Linked DNA regions of Homo sapiens: regions 1, 2 and 3 are each linked to region 4. Evidence: chromatin contacts called from ENCODE Hi-C data. All regions are on one chromosome and are shown on one strand. Each heading gives the region's core, a stretch centred on a gene start or an enhancer-like site at or near the end of the contact. The rest is flanking DNA. Distances are from core to core; before and after follow the strand shown.

Evidence for each region. Hi-C counts contacts between places; a loop is a spot of excess contacts on that map. Pooled maps may share reads with other maps.
Region 1: a map with no recorded cell type shows a loop between it and region 4 (5-fold over the local background). The contact joins the promoter of WFDC2 here to the promoter of PKIG in region 4. A Hi-C loop is called at or near these places in 3 of 37 single-sample maps with no recorded cell type.
Region 2: a loop to region 4 is called in a pooled map, with 6 times the contacts of the local background. The contact joins the enhancer-like site here to the promoter of PKIG in region 4. A Hi-C loop is called at or near these places in 6 of 37 single-sample maps with no recorded cell type and 3 of 50 pooled maps.
Region 3: a loop to region 4 is called in a map with no recorded cell type, with 4 times the contacts of the local background. The contact joins the promoter of TOX2 here to the promoter of PKIG in region 4. A Hi-C loop is called at or near these places in 2 of 37 single-sample maps with no recorded cell type and 2 of 50 pooled maps.

Annotation. Positions count from the first base shown.
Region 1 is chr20:45,468,245-45,471,525 of GRCh38, reverse strand. It overlaps WFDC2 (WAP four-disulfide core domain 2), which reads right to left and starts at 1,773. Exons shown (of 4, transcript NM_006103.4): 1 at 1,666-1,773; 2 at 994-1,137. The coding sequence starts at 1,744. RefSeq lists silencers at 849-898, 919-1,108.
Region 2 is chr20:43,751,377-43,754,822 of GRCh38, reverse strand. The region is part of intron 1 of LOC101927200 (a long non-coding RNA gene); the gene reads right to left. Among named protein-coding and RNA genes, the nearest start is that of GTSF1L, 26 kb to the right of the region's middle. RefSeq lists enhancers at 2,321-2,400, 2,901-2,970, 3,161-3,360. Within about 2 kb of position 2,155, at least 3 of the 41 ENCODE cell types and tissues checked have a DNase peak (open chromatin) inside an H3K27ac peak, as active enhancers do.
Region 3 is chr20:43,913,077-43,916,347 of GRCh38, reverse strand. It overlaps TOX2 (TOX high mobility group box family member 2), which reads right to left and starts at 1,496. Exons shown (of 9, transcript NM_001098797.2): 1 at 1,358-1,496. The coding sequence starts at 1,456. RefSeq lists silencers at 16-65, 1,256-1,345, 1,396-1,505, 1,526-1,625, 1,726-1,845 and 1 more and enhancers at 324-1,041, 1,042-1,759.
Region 4 is chr20:44,581,127-44,584,511 of GRCh38, reverse strand. PKIG (cAMP-dependent protein kinase inhibitor gamma) reads right to left here and starts at 1,933. Exons shown (of 4, transcript NM_001281445.2): 1 at 1,781-1,933.

The sequences.
Region 1 (3,281 bases), core at 524-3,023, 890 kb before region 4:
GGTCACCGTATTACAAACCTTCCCAGCCTGTGCTGGCATCTTCAAGGAAATAACAGAGAGGAAAAGTCACAGGGGCTGTATTCTGGATAAAGAACATCATTACAGTACCTTGGTTCTCTCCAGGTCCTATCCCTGCCTCTAATCCTCAGCATTTTCCTCTGGAGAACGGAAAGCTGAGATTCCATGCTGTTTAAGCCACCCCCTGTTCTGATAGCCTGGTGGAGACTGCAGCTCCAGCAAGCACCTTTGAGAGAGTCCCCAGCTCGCGCTCACTCAATCCTTAGAGTGGAAGAGATTGACTGAAAGACGACGAAGGGCGATACAGTGTCCAGGGAGGATTCCTCACTTTCTTCGAATCACTCAGCCAGTTGGCCTGAAAGGCAAAAGCTGAACCCTCACTATGACTCCAGCAGCCATGGGATGGCGGTGTGACCTTGGGCAAGAACATTTTTTTCTCACCGATGCTCCCTTACACATCTTTAAGATGAGCGGGGCATTTTCCTAAATCTGTAAAGTTCCTTTCCGCCTGGACAGAGGAATTGGGGAAAATCTTGCCAGGCCAGGCTCTCCCAGTCTTTCCCCAGGGCTGGGGGAGGCCCCCAGGGAGGGACTCCAAGAGGAGAGGTGAGCGCCCCAGGCTCCGGGCTTTCCCGCAGGGCAGGCTTCGGCCGGTTCGAGAAGGAAACTGCGGCCCCGGGTCCCCAGGCCGCGGGGAACAATGTCCCGGCTGTGCGTGCCCGGAAGCCCGTCATGCACCAGAGACTCGAATCCCAGCTAGGGGTGGGGACCCCCCCTTGGCTGCGTTTCAACGACGCCTTTGTCTACCCCTGGGCCGTGCGAGGGAGAGGACTGACGGATCTGGTTTCAACCGCCTTGACTTTCCCGGGGGTCCCCGGGTCCGGGGGCGCCCCTGTTCCCGGAACCCGGGCCCTCCCACCTCCTCCCAGCCCAGCGCGGCCCCGCCCCGTTCCCGCTCGGCCGCCGTGGGGTTACCATTGGGCAGAGAGCAGAAGGTGGCACAGCCCGCGCTGCAGCACTTGAGGTTGTCGGCGCATTCGCTGTCCGAGACGCACTCTTGCGTGCAGTTCTGGTCAGCCTGGAGCTCGGGGCACACGCCAGTCTTCTCTGCTCCTGTGCCTGGGAGGGGAGGCCCGGGACAGTCGAGGGTGGGGCGTAGCGCCAGCCCCAGAGGATGCCCACCTCCTGCTCCAAACCTTAACCCCAAGGAATTCTCAGTCTCTGGCCCTAGGAGTCCCCTTACAGCCCCCAGAGACTCCTTCTTCCAGACCAGGAGTCCCTGACCCCTGGGAGTACGAGAGCTCCCTAACCCTTGGCGTCGGGGCCCTCAGATCTCAGCCCTAGGGGACGCCGCACAGCTGAGCGTCTCGGAGCTTCCGAGGTCGAGGCAGAGCAGCCCCCACCCCCAGCCCACTGCAGCCACGGAGTGTCCGCGTTCAGCACAGAATCCTCCCAAATTGCAGCCATCAGTGGTCTCTCCACCTCCAGCACATTGGACCCCACACCCTAGGCTCCAAGGGTCCCCGCCACTTCCGCCCCCGGAATTCCCACTTCCCCAGCCTCCAGAGGCTACGCCTCCGCCTGGCTCCATCCTGGCGCTCGTGGCTCGGCCCCTCTAGGCGCCGGGCCTCTCCCCGCCCCACTCACCTGAGACTAGGGTGAAGCCGAACAGCAGCAGGCTGAGGAGGAGGGCGGCGGCTAGCGGGCCTAGGCGACAAGCAGGCATGGTGCTATGCCCGGGCGGGGTGCAGGTGTGAGCCGATGCTCAGGTGCGGGGATTTAACCGCGCGCGCGGGAGGGGGCGTGGGGTAGGGGTGGAGCCGAGCGGGGAAGGGGAGGGTGGAGGGCTTTGCGGGCACCGCGGGCGGGCTGCCACATGAGGTCATTTCACAATCCCCCAGGATCAGGTATCACTCTTGGCCCCGGTGGGAACCAGGAACTTAAGCAGCTTCCAGGACGGGACCAGCTACGGCCGGACCCTTGTCCACGCCTCCCTCCTGACCTCCCTCCTGGGGCCTGAGGGCCAAGGCTCAGGGCTCCTGGGTTTCTATTCCAAGACTCCGAGGTTTCTCCAGAGTGTCCCCAGTGGGCGGTTGAGGAGGATAAGGCAGGGCCCGCAGGGAGGCAGTAGAGCATGCGGGTTAAAGGGTTCGATTTGGGGTCAGCCAGATGAGAGGGCAGATCCCTCTTGATGGAGGGCTAGGGTAGTGATACAGAGCACATAGTAGGGGCTACAGAAATAGCACTTATTATTAATAAACAAACCCTCCTCATCAGAAACAGGCCCAGGAAGGTGAAGCACCTAGCAGTCTCAAGCCGTTTGGGTGTGTGTTTCTGTCTCCCTCTCTTTGTCCTACCGGCCCCTGATCAGGGCTGACTGTGCCAGGCTCTGTGCTCCTTGTCTCAAGGAATTGTCGCCGGTCCTCTGACCGGGGAGTTACTGTTATCAGCTGTATATGACAAAGGAACTGAGTGTTTAGGGATTTAGGACCGCACCTCCACCACAAGGTCCCCTGCAAAGCTGTACAAATAAGGTTTTGAACCCAGGTCTCTCCCTCCAGGCCCTTGTTTTTTCCATTCCGTCGTAAATATTCACTGGGTGCCTACTGTGTGACATATGCAGGGCAAGACGCTTGGTGAAGAGAAAGTCGTCAAAAGGGGCCCTCCAGCACTGGTCTTGAAGGGGTGACAGGGTCTGGGGTCTGACTCCCACCTCCACCACTTCCCACCTGAGGGCCCTGGAATGAATCCTTTCCTGGATCTGAGCTGCCACATCATCAGTGAAAATGACACCTATATGGGACTTCAGTGAGAACACAAATGCAACGTTCCTGCCACGGAACAACCATGTACTCACTGGGAGCATTGAGAGTAGATCCACACTGATTGACACAGGGACTCCAGGCCTGACCCATGATAGGTACTGGATACATGGCCATGAGTGCTCCACAGATAAGTGTCTCCTGTGACGAAGGAGACCAATAAGTATAAATGAAGCTTTAGAATCCAGGGGGTTAAGTGCCAAAACAGAGTTACCCAGGGAGTTAGACAAGAAGTGCTTCCTGCTCCAATGATCTGAGGTTCTAGAAGCCCCAGGAGGTCTTTGCTGCTGGAGGCTAGAGGGGCCCTGGGGCAGTGAACACTGGGATGATAGTGACAGGTGAGTAGGGTTTGGTGATGTGAGTACATCTGGCCACTGTCCCCAAAATGGATGCTGAGAACACCTCCCCCAGCTTCTCATGCTCAACTTGGGGACTGGGGAC
Region 2 (3,446 bases), core at 906-3,405, 830 kb after region 4:
AAATGTGCCTGAAGGAATAGCGCGGAGGCCAGAGAGGCTGGAACGAAGTGAGCAAAAGCAGAACAGCAGGAGATGAGCCCAGAGAAGAACCAGGGCAGACCCAGTGAGGTCACGGAGGCCCTGGTAAGAACTTGGGCTTTGACTCCTGGTGGAAGGGAAACCATCGGAGGGCCTCGAGCAGAGACTTTGCCATCTGACTCAAGCCTTAACAGATCCCGCAGCATAGAGAGTCACCTACAAGGTGAGCAAGTTTGGAGGAGGAAAGGAGCGCGGAGGCTTCTGTTTCTGTCATAACCCACGTTGTTGGCTAGTGGCTTGAATAAAAGTGGCAAAGTGGAAGTGGTGAGAGGAGCTCCGATTTGGGATATCATTTGAAAAACCAGAGGCCGAGCTTGGTGGCGCACACCTCTAGTCCCAGCTACGTGAGAGGAAGATATTGTTTGGATCTGTGTCCCCGCCTAAATAGCATGTTGAATTGTAATCCCTGGGGTTGGAGGTGGGGCCTGGTGGGAGGTGACTAGATCATGAGGGTGGTCCTTCACAAATGGTTTAACGACATCCCCTTGGTACTGTTATTGTTGTGTGAGTGAGTGAGTTATTGCAAGATCTGGTTGTTTAAAAATGTGTAGCAGGCCGGGTGCGGTGGCTCACGCCTGTAATCCCAGCACTTTGGGAGGCCCAGGCAAGCAGATCACGAGGTCAGGAGATCAAGAACATCCTGGCTAACACGGTGAAACCCCGTCTCTACTACAAAAATACAAAAAATTAGCCGGGCGTGGTGGTGTGCGCCTGTAGTCCCAGCTACTTGGGAGGCTGAGGCAGGAGAATGGCGTGAACCCAGGAGGCGGAACTTGCAGTGAGCTGAGATCACGCCACTGCACTCCAGCCTGGGTGACAGAGCAAGACTCTGCCTCAAAAAAAAAAAAAAAAAAGAGTGTGTAGCAGTGCCCCATTTTCCACTCACTCCTACTCTGGCCATGCGATGCGTGTGCTTCTCCTTCACCTTCTACCATGACTGGAAGCTTTCTGAGGCCTCCTCAGAAGCCAAGCAGATGCCAGCATCTGTATTGCCTGCAGAATCATGTGGCAATTAAACCTCTTTTCTTTATAAATTACCCAGTCTCAGGTATTTCTTTACAGCAGTGCGAGAACAGATGAATACAGAGGATCTCTGGAGCCCAGGAGTTCGAGCCCAGGAGTAAGCCGTGGTCACACCACTGTACTCCAGCCTAGGCAACAGAGTAAGACCCTGTCTCTATAAAACTGTAATAATAATGATTTGAAAAATCATATTCATGTGTCTAGGGGATGGATCTTCAGATCCATCCCTAGAGGGTATCAAGGGTTGAGCAAGAACGTTTACTTGTGTCAAGCCATTTATATTTATTTTAGTGTAACTTAAAATTATGCCTTATATTCTTAAATACATTACTGATGATAATTAATGGTGGCTTATGTTCAATTTCAGTTCTGTTCTCATCTTGATAAGAATAACCAGTCAGGTGGCCAGGCACAGTGGCTCACGCCTGTAATCTCATCACTTTGGGAGGCCAAGGTGGGTGGATCACTTGAGGCCATGAGTTCAAGACCAGCCTGGCCAACATAGCAAAACCCCATCCCTACTAAAATGCAAAAGTTAGCTGGCACAGTGGTGCATGCCTGTAGTTCAAGCTACTCAGGAGGCTGAGGTGGGGGGATGGCTTGAGCCCAGGAGGCAGAGCAATCACACCACTGCACGGCAGCCTGGGCAACCGAGCTAGACCCTGTCTTAAGAAAAGAAAAGAAAAAAAAAGAATAACCAGTCAGGGCACTATAATCTCACATGGGTAACTGACCTGTAGCCAACCCCGCTATTTGGAGTGAAGTTCAGGTCCAGACACAAGCACTTACATACTTGATGTCAGACATCCAAGGCAGGCGGTAGACGTGGGATGCTCAGGAGGATACGCCCCATGTGGCATCTGATCAAGTCTGGCTTAGGTGTAAGGACAACGTTCAGGACAAAAACTATGCCTTTCCCATTTTACCATTGAAGATGTCTTAGACAACCAATAAAGTGGACGGTGTAGGACCACAGCCCTGCACAGCGACGTTCTTGCATCACTCGGCTCAACCACAGGAAGTCTCACACCACTGAGTCTGACCACAGGAACGGGCAAATGAAAAGTCATGCAGCTATATGGGCAATGGAACTTCCCTGCCTCCAGTTCCTGGCCAGGAAGTGGGGGCTGGGTGGAGAAATCTGGAAGCTGCCTGCTTACCTACCAGGTCTCCACTCTGTTTTGCTATGAAGCCTCTAAGCCTTGATACCTGTTAATGGATGTATTTGTTGTGAGAAATAAATGAGATGGTGGGGTCAGTTTCCAAAGTTAACGACAGTTTGAATCAAACAGGCTTGGGCACACATGCCACCTCTGCCCCTTGCTCCCTGTGTGGCCTTGGGAAAATTACTTAGACCCTCTGCCCCTCAGAGGTGGGAATAATGTGAGAAGGAAATGAGTGCCTGCACTTGGCCCTCAGAAAGCCCCAATCCACGTTCAGCCCTGATACCAGCTTCACGAATGTTCCCTTGTAAGTCCCAGAGACAGGACTTCCTGAAGGGTCCAGGTGCCTTCAGGCCCCCTTGGGTCTGTGAGTACTGGACCACATGCATCCCCAGATTAGACCTCAAGGACTTGGAATCCCCACATCGGGCCACAGTGGATTTATGCATCTCCAGACAGGACCAAGGGACTCACGCATCCCCAGATTAAACCACTGACCCACAGGGCAAGGAACTAGGGTGGTTTGTTCTCAGTGGAGTCTGGAGAAGGAGATTTCGAGTCGCTAGACTTCATTGGTGGGGGCAGCAAATGGGGAGTGAAATAAACCAACACTCTTGGGGAACTCTAAAATGCTCAAAAGGAAACTAAAACCCAGGAGCTGAAGGTAACATCCAAAGTCACACCACCAGCAAAGGCCATAGAACAACAAAACTAGAGAAGTTCTTGGAGAGCATCTGGTCTAGCCCTTCATTTTCCAGATGAGGAAACTAAGGCCCAAAGAAAGGAGGAAGTTAACCTAAGCCACATGGTCCACTTGTGGCAAAGCCATCCCTCAGACTCAGATCCCAGATTTGAGGTCTGGCGTCCCCTCAATTCCCCAACACCAGCACCCACGTTGCACACCCTTCACCATCTAGCAGAGATCTCCCCAGGGCTGCCATGAGCTGCCCCATGACACTCCAAGGAGCTGGTACGAAACATTTTGTTTTGCACCTTGCCTGTGGTGACAGCTGCGTTAAACCGAATGTTCACAGTCATTATGCTCAGAAACTGAGCAAGAGTTCCATCTATTGGGGTTTCAGAATGAATCAGATTTCCAAACTCTCCTCTCTCCACCTCAGCGCATGTCTGTATATGGTAACCTTTCAAAAGTGAGTCTAATAATTAGTCATCTTGGCCTAG
Region 3 (3,271 bases), core at 247-2,746, 670 kb after region 4:
CCAGCCCGGGAGGCCCCGGGATCCGCGCCGGGACGCCTCTCTCCTGCCTCATCCCCACTACCAGGGGCCTGACGAAAAGCCTGCGAGGTTGGGGAGAGACCCTGGGGGGCGCCGATCCAGCCACTGGACGCGCACTCACCCCGCATCGCCACGGAGCCCACGCGTCTGCGCCAGGGCTGCGGGAAACCCACGCGCGCTGTTCAATCCGGGCTCCGAGTGACGAAAACCCGCGCTTGGCTCCAGCCGGCCCGGGACCGACGCACCGACTGGCGGACGCGCGGACAGTCTGGCTTCCTAACTAAGTTTGAAAGTTCCCTCTCCGGCGACCGAAGGGGACGCGGACTGCTTAGAGGCACCCAACCCATCCAGGCTGGGCCAGACCCGGCAGTGGGACCTGACGCCTCGGGTTCGGGGTTCCAGGCACGCAAGCCTCCATCACTGGGAATGCGCCCGGCGCAGCGCAGCTGGGACCTGGCTGGGGTGGGGGGATAGATCCTGGAAACATGGAGGAGGGAGGGTGTCCGGCACTACAGCCCCAGCCTGGAGGGACGCCGGCTCACCGCTCCCGGGAGGACACAGGCCTCGATTGGCCGCAGCCTACTCGGAATCCGAGGCCCCGCCAGGCAGTGACGGCCAATTAGTAAACTGCCCAATTAGTGTGCTGCGGCGCTGAGAAGTTAAACCTCGACGCGCGAGTGTGGATGACCGAGGTGTGGCCGTCCCTGGGTGTGACCGCGTGTGACTGTGTGGCCGTCAGGACGATCTGTGTCTGAGGCTCACCGTCCAGGGGGGTGGCTGTGTGTGACAGCGTGCGCCTGGGTGAGGCGTTGTGGCTGCGAGAGTGTGACTGTCGGGCGACTTCTTTGTGTGACTGTCCCCCGTTGTGCCTGGGTGTGACAGCGGGTGGGGGCATGTCACGGTGTGTGGGGCATCGGAGCGTCTGTGGGTGACTCGTCTGTGGCGGTGAGGCTGTTTGCGGGTGAGTGGTTGCGTGTCGTTGTGTATAAGTGACTGTCAGGGTGACTTGCGTGGGACGGCGGGACCGTGTAAGCAGTGCCTGGCCGCCTGCGTGTGGCTGTGGGTCACTGTGACGGCTTGTGAATGACTGCGAGGCTGTCAGGGGGACGCGAGTGAGGGGCCACTGTGTCGTCGCACGGGTGGCTGTCGGGATGACTTCTGCCCGCGATCCCAACAACTCAGGGCGTGAGCGTGGCCGCGAGGGGATCGATGTGAGCCGCCCGTGCCCGTCGGCGGGGCTGATGTGCGCGGCCCCGTGTGACCCCGGGAGCGCCTGAGTCCCGAGCTGCCAGGTGACTCCGGCCCCGCCCGCCGGGGACCCCCGCCCGCCCCCGCCTACCTTGCCGCCGTGGTAATAGTCCAGGTGCGCCAGGCCGGCCGGCTCGGCCCCGGGCCGCGCGCCCACCGCGGGCGCCGAGGGGTACAGGCGGACGTCCATGGCGGGCGCGGCGGCGGCGGCGGCGGCTCCCGCGGGCAGTGCCTGGGCGGGCGGCGGGTGGGAGCCAGTGTGCGAGCGGGACTGCGAGCGCGGGGGGCGGGCCGGGGGCGGTGCCCAGAGGAGCGCCCCGCCCCCGCCCCCGCCCCGCCCGCGCGCGCTATTGTTCCGGCCTCGGGCGCTGCCTAGGGCCGGGGGCCCGGGGGCCCGGGCCGGGGCGTGGAGGTCCTTCCTCCGGGCTGGGCCGCCGCCGGGTCCCCCGCCCGGCCCTGCATCCCTGAGGGGGGCGCGCCTGTCCAGACGGCGCTTTTCCGTCCCGCCTTTCGCCACCCACGGTGAGGAGAGAAGCCCGAACGGCACCCCTCCCCAGAAGTGGGACACTCCCTTGCCCTAAATATTTGAGGCGGCGCTAGTCCCCGCCCCGCGGCGTGGGTGCGGGGGGAAGAGGAAGGTGGTGACAGGACCACTTTGGAGATGGGTGCTGCCTTACCTGGGGGGACGCAGGCCAGCGCCGGAGGATGCTCTTAGCATGCCCGCCCCCTCCTCGTCTCACTGATCTGAGTCAGCTTGACAGCCCCCCCTGGAGATTGCCGCGCTTAAACTCTCACTCACATATGGGGAAACTGAGTCAAAAACTTGCAGCATCAGTAATGGAGCTCCAGGCGGGTGGGCTCCGTTGCCCCCAAAGGATCCAGAGCTGAAACCACTTGGAGAAGGCAGCAGGACCCCACCCCTTTTAATGATAGGGAGGGGAGGGCCGCAGGAATGCCTAGAGCCCGAAGCTCTGAAGAGGGGTCTAGGATCTGCCCACAGTCACGGTCTCTTGGAGTGAGGAAAGGAAGAAAATGAGATTGGAATGGGATGGCTCTGATGGTGGGTCAGAAAGGTGACTGTGAAATGGGGTTCCTCCCCAACCAAAAAAAAAAAAAAAACCCTCTAGTTCTTGATATCACTTGCTGGTTGCTAGACTGTTGCACCCCCATCCCCCTTTTCATGCAAGAATTGTCTACACTAGCAATCTCCCCTAGCAATCTCACTGCTCACTGACTGCTCCAGGTATGTCTGACTGGGAGAGGCCAGGAGGCGAAGTCAGCCAGAATGGCATTCTTGTGTGGCACCAGGATATAGGATGCCATTGGGAGAAAAGGACTTGAGCTTCCTGCCCACTCAGGAGCTAGCTTAGAACTTAGTTCTCAACTGCTGCTTGGGCTTTGCTGGTCCTGGCCTAGAACTAGGACCATAAGAAAGATGCATTAACAAAAGATAGGTGTGGGAAACAGGCATTCACTGAAGGCTTGGGAACAACAGAGGGAAATTATAGCTCAGAAAGGAAAGAACTTCCAAATAAATTTCAGCAGTCATTGTTTCTAGAAATACAATGCCACACCTCATCAGAAAAAAATTTCCATTGTCCTGTGTCCATTTTTTTCATCTGGATATCCAACTGACCAGCACTCTTTATTGAAAAGATCACCACCACCACCACCACCCCCCTACACACACACACATACTCTTCTGCAATGCTAACATTGTCGTAAATCAAGTAGTCGATATGTGCATAAGACTGTTCCTGAATTCTCTATTCTGTTCTGTTAGCCTATTTTTCTCTCCCTGTGCCATTATCACAATGTCTGGATTACTGTGGGCTTATAAGTCTAAATGTCCCATGAAATAAGCCTACCCATTTTGTTCTTTTAAGACTGCATTGGCTATTCTTGATGTTTACACTTTCACAGAAATTTTGGAATCAGCATACCTATTTATATATATACACACAAACACACTAACACAATCTTGCTGGGATTTCAATTGGTATCA
Region 4 (3,385 bases), core at 684-3,183:
TTTGCTTTTTTTTTTTTTTTTTTGCACTCTGGCTGTGGCTATCCTTCCCTTGTGGCAGGAGAGGGTGGCTCTATGTTAAATGATGAAAGAGGGGCAAATAGAGGGATTTTCCCCCTTCTTCTCCCTCTTTCTTGCCAAATGAGGAACTAGGATGGCGGGCTTTAAGTTTAAATTAAGTTGTGTCTCCTTTGTACCTATGTGCCAGGCTTTCTACTAGGCAGTGGGGCATAGTGATGGGCTAGACAGACACGCAGAGAAGGTGCAGATGGTCTAGTGGAGACATGGGGAATTGAAGTTATGCCAGTAATTATGTAAATACAGTTTAGTTCAGGATAATATGAAAACATATAAGTAGATGGTTGTCCTCAGTCAATGGGGTTAGGGAATAATACTGACCATCTAGTGCTCTGTAAAGGGTTGAGCATAACATAGGGCCTAGTGCTTAAGAGATACTCAATAATGCCAATTCCTTCTTTCCTCTCTCCCCAAGTGTATGTGCTAGTGTATGCGTGTGCACATACAGTTACCACTGAGACTTTTTCTTTCTCTTTCTTCAAGAACACCTAATCTGAAAAAGACCCATAAAAACTCAGAAGTAACTTAATGTTGCCTGTTTTATGTCTTCTTTTAACTGTCCTACAGGCACCCGTTTTTAGCTACTCTGGGAAACTGAAAACCTAGGGTCCTTTGCTCCTAAAGCCATAAGGGCCCAATACAAAGGGAAAAGAAATATGGACAGTTCATTTCATACTGAATTTGGAAATACAGAGATCATCTAGTTTTGTCCCCTCATTAGGTACAAATAAAGAAACAAGACCCAGAGAGTGTGAAACACTTGCCCAAGGTGACAGTTTCCTTGGGTGACCCTTCTAATATATGGTAGCTTTTTGTTGAAGCTGAAATCTTCCCGTTAGCTGTAACTTTTCAAATATACTTAACCTGCTAAGAGGGGACACCTCCCCTGTTAGCACACTGCAAGCCATCTCAAGCCACCTAGGAATCCTCCTCAGTTCAGGGACCCACCAAGTAAGGGACCTGGGTACAGCAAGGGCCCCCTCTTTCCCTCTCTACAGAGTAGCTTGCTTAGTTTCAAACCCTGAAAACAGATACCAACAAATAAAATGCCTAAAGGCTTACATGTCCTGTTTATATTCCAGGCATAAACAGCAAATTTTTAAAAGGAAGCAATAAAAAGATCGCAAACCCAAGGTTAAAGATTTCCAACCCCTTTCCATCTTGGAGTTTTCCACACAGCTGCTGCAGCACTGGGTTTATATGTGGTAAATTCATGGAGTCTGACCATATCTGTAACTGAAATTTAACACAACAACCATGTTCCTGAGGGGGAAGATAATAGGGAATTTTCACTACTTTCGGAGACTTTTCTTTCTAGAATGTTTAAAAATTATTATACCACCTTTGTAATCAGAAAAAAAGAAAGGGTTTTACAAACACGAATTTCTTAGGGAAGATTTATTTCTTCACCTATATTTGGAGCAAGGAGCTGCTTTTAAAGCTCTGAATACTCTGTCAAAGTTCTTTGAGTAAAAATGAAACAGCATCTGAATGGAGCCCATTTGTGAGACTGGAGGCTCCGACTAGCCTTAGGCAGTTTCAGACAAGGCCATAATTTTCAGAGCAAGCTCACATATATCATTATATAAAAATAGACATTTTGTGGCCAACAGGCTGGAAAGCAAGCTCTCCAGAGAGCTCTGCCTCCAAGCTCTGCTTCTCCCTGGGGGTGTTGGGCAGGGGAGGAGAGTAAAGTTCTACTTACAAGACCAAAGTTTCCTCAAAATCCAGTGGTCCTCAGTCAGAAGCGGAGGCAGAATTTAAGAAACCAGGATTCAAGGTTAGCAGTCCAGACCTGTGGTGCGGGCAGGATTCTCACTTTACCCTCCTCTCTGTCTCTTCCCCGTGTCTCCTAAATGAAAAGCACTTTGAGGTTTTAGTGGGTGTTTCCCATGTCTCGGGCCAAGTAAGTCCCCATTTGTTGTAATCCAATGCTCAGCCTGATGATGTCAACCACACAACTCACTCACTCAGTTTCCACCTCTCTGTCCACAGGAGAGATCCATTTCCTTTGGACAATGAGCCAGGGGGCTGTAACTGCATCCCAGGCCACCACGCTTGCCTAATATCCTTCCTTCAATTTTCAACCCTGCAGCTTTAGTGACAAAAGGCTTCCTATCCACTCACTGAGCCAGGGTTCCTGGGTAAATTCCTTTGCTTCTTAGTGGGTTGTCTGCTTTCCTGTGTGTTTAATTCCTTTCTTTGGTATATAATATACTAGTTAGGGTGGAGATCTTCACCCCACCCCACACCCATCTCTTTCTTCCTGCCCAATTTTCCAAGTTGTTTCATTTCTCCCAGGTCTCCTAGGTACATGCTGGGCACAGTACATGAGTTTGTCCTTCATGTAGGGGAGGTGATGTGTGCCCCCGGGGAAGGCTTGGAAACAGCACTGGTGTGTCCCCTGGGAAACTGGGTTCCAGTCTTGGTCAGGCCTTCAACTGAATGAATGACCTCAAGCAAGTCACATCCCTCTCTGGACCTCAGTTTCCCTATCAACAAAATGCTGGCTTTGGTGCTTTCCACTTCTGAGATTCAATGAGTAAAAATCAGTGACTGGGGAACTTATAAACAAATGCATTATAGAGCATTTTACTACAAGCTACCCAACTACATGCTTGAGGGAAGGAAGAACCCTGGAGAAGTCAGAGGCCACTGCCCAAGATGCCAGGCTCAGCTGGGCACCTTTAACCCCCTTTATGAAGGAGATGAACAGATTCTCTGGGAGTAAAACCAAAAGAATTCACTGAACAAGTCCTTAGGGACATGAAAAGCAGCAGCATAAACTACAAGATAAGACAAACAAGTAACAGGCTATAAGTGTCCTTAGGGACCAACATGGAACAGCAGTGGTTACGAGAGATCATTTCTTGCATTTGGAGAGTGCTTGATGGTAAAGACAAAGAACATCTCTCTACTTTCGTGTACAATGGGGAGCGAGTGACATGCATAGTGGTTAGGAACATCATTTGGGAGCCACAGATGTGGATCTGAGTCCTGTCTGACTTAATTTCTCTGAACTTCAGTTTTTTTAACTGTCAAGTGGGATACTAGTGCCTCTGTTTTAGGATTGTGAGAATTAAAAAACACATGTAAGGAAACTGAAAGTATTTGGTACATACTAAGTATTGAATAAATGTTTGCTCTCGTTGTACATAATCTCATTTGATTCTCATAACATCCTTAGGAGAATCAGATAAGTGCTATGAGGCTACATTATTAATCTCTCCTTCCTGGATAAGAAGACATATACAGAGAAGTTAGGTGACATGCCCAAGGTCACACAGCTCAAAACGAAAGGGACAGAATT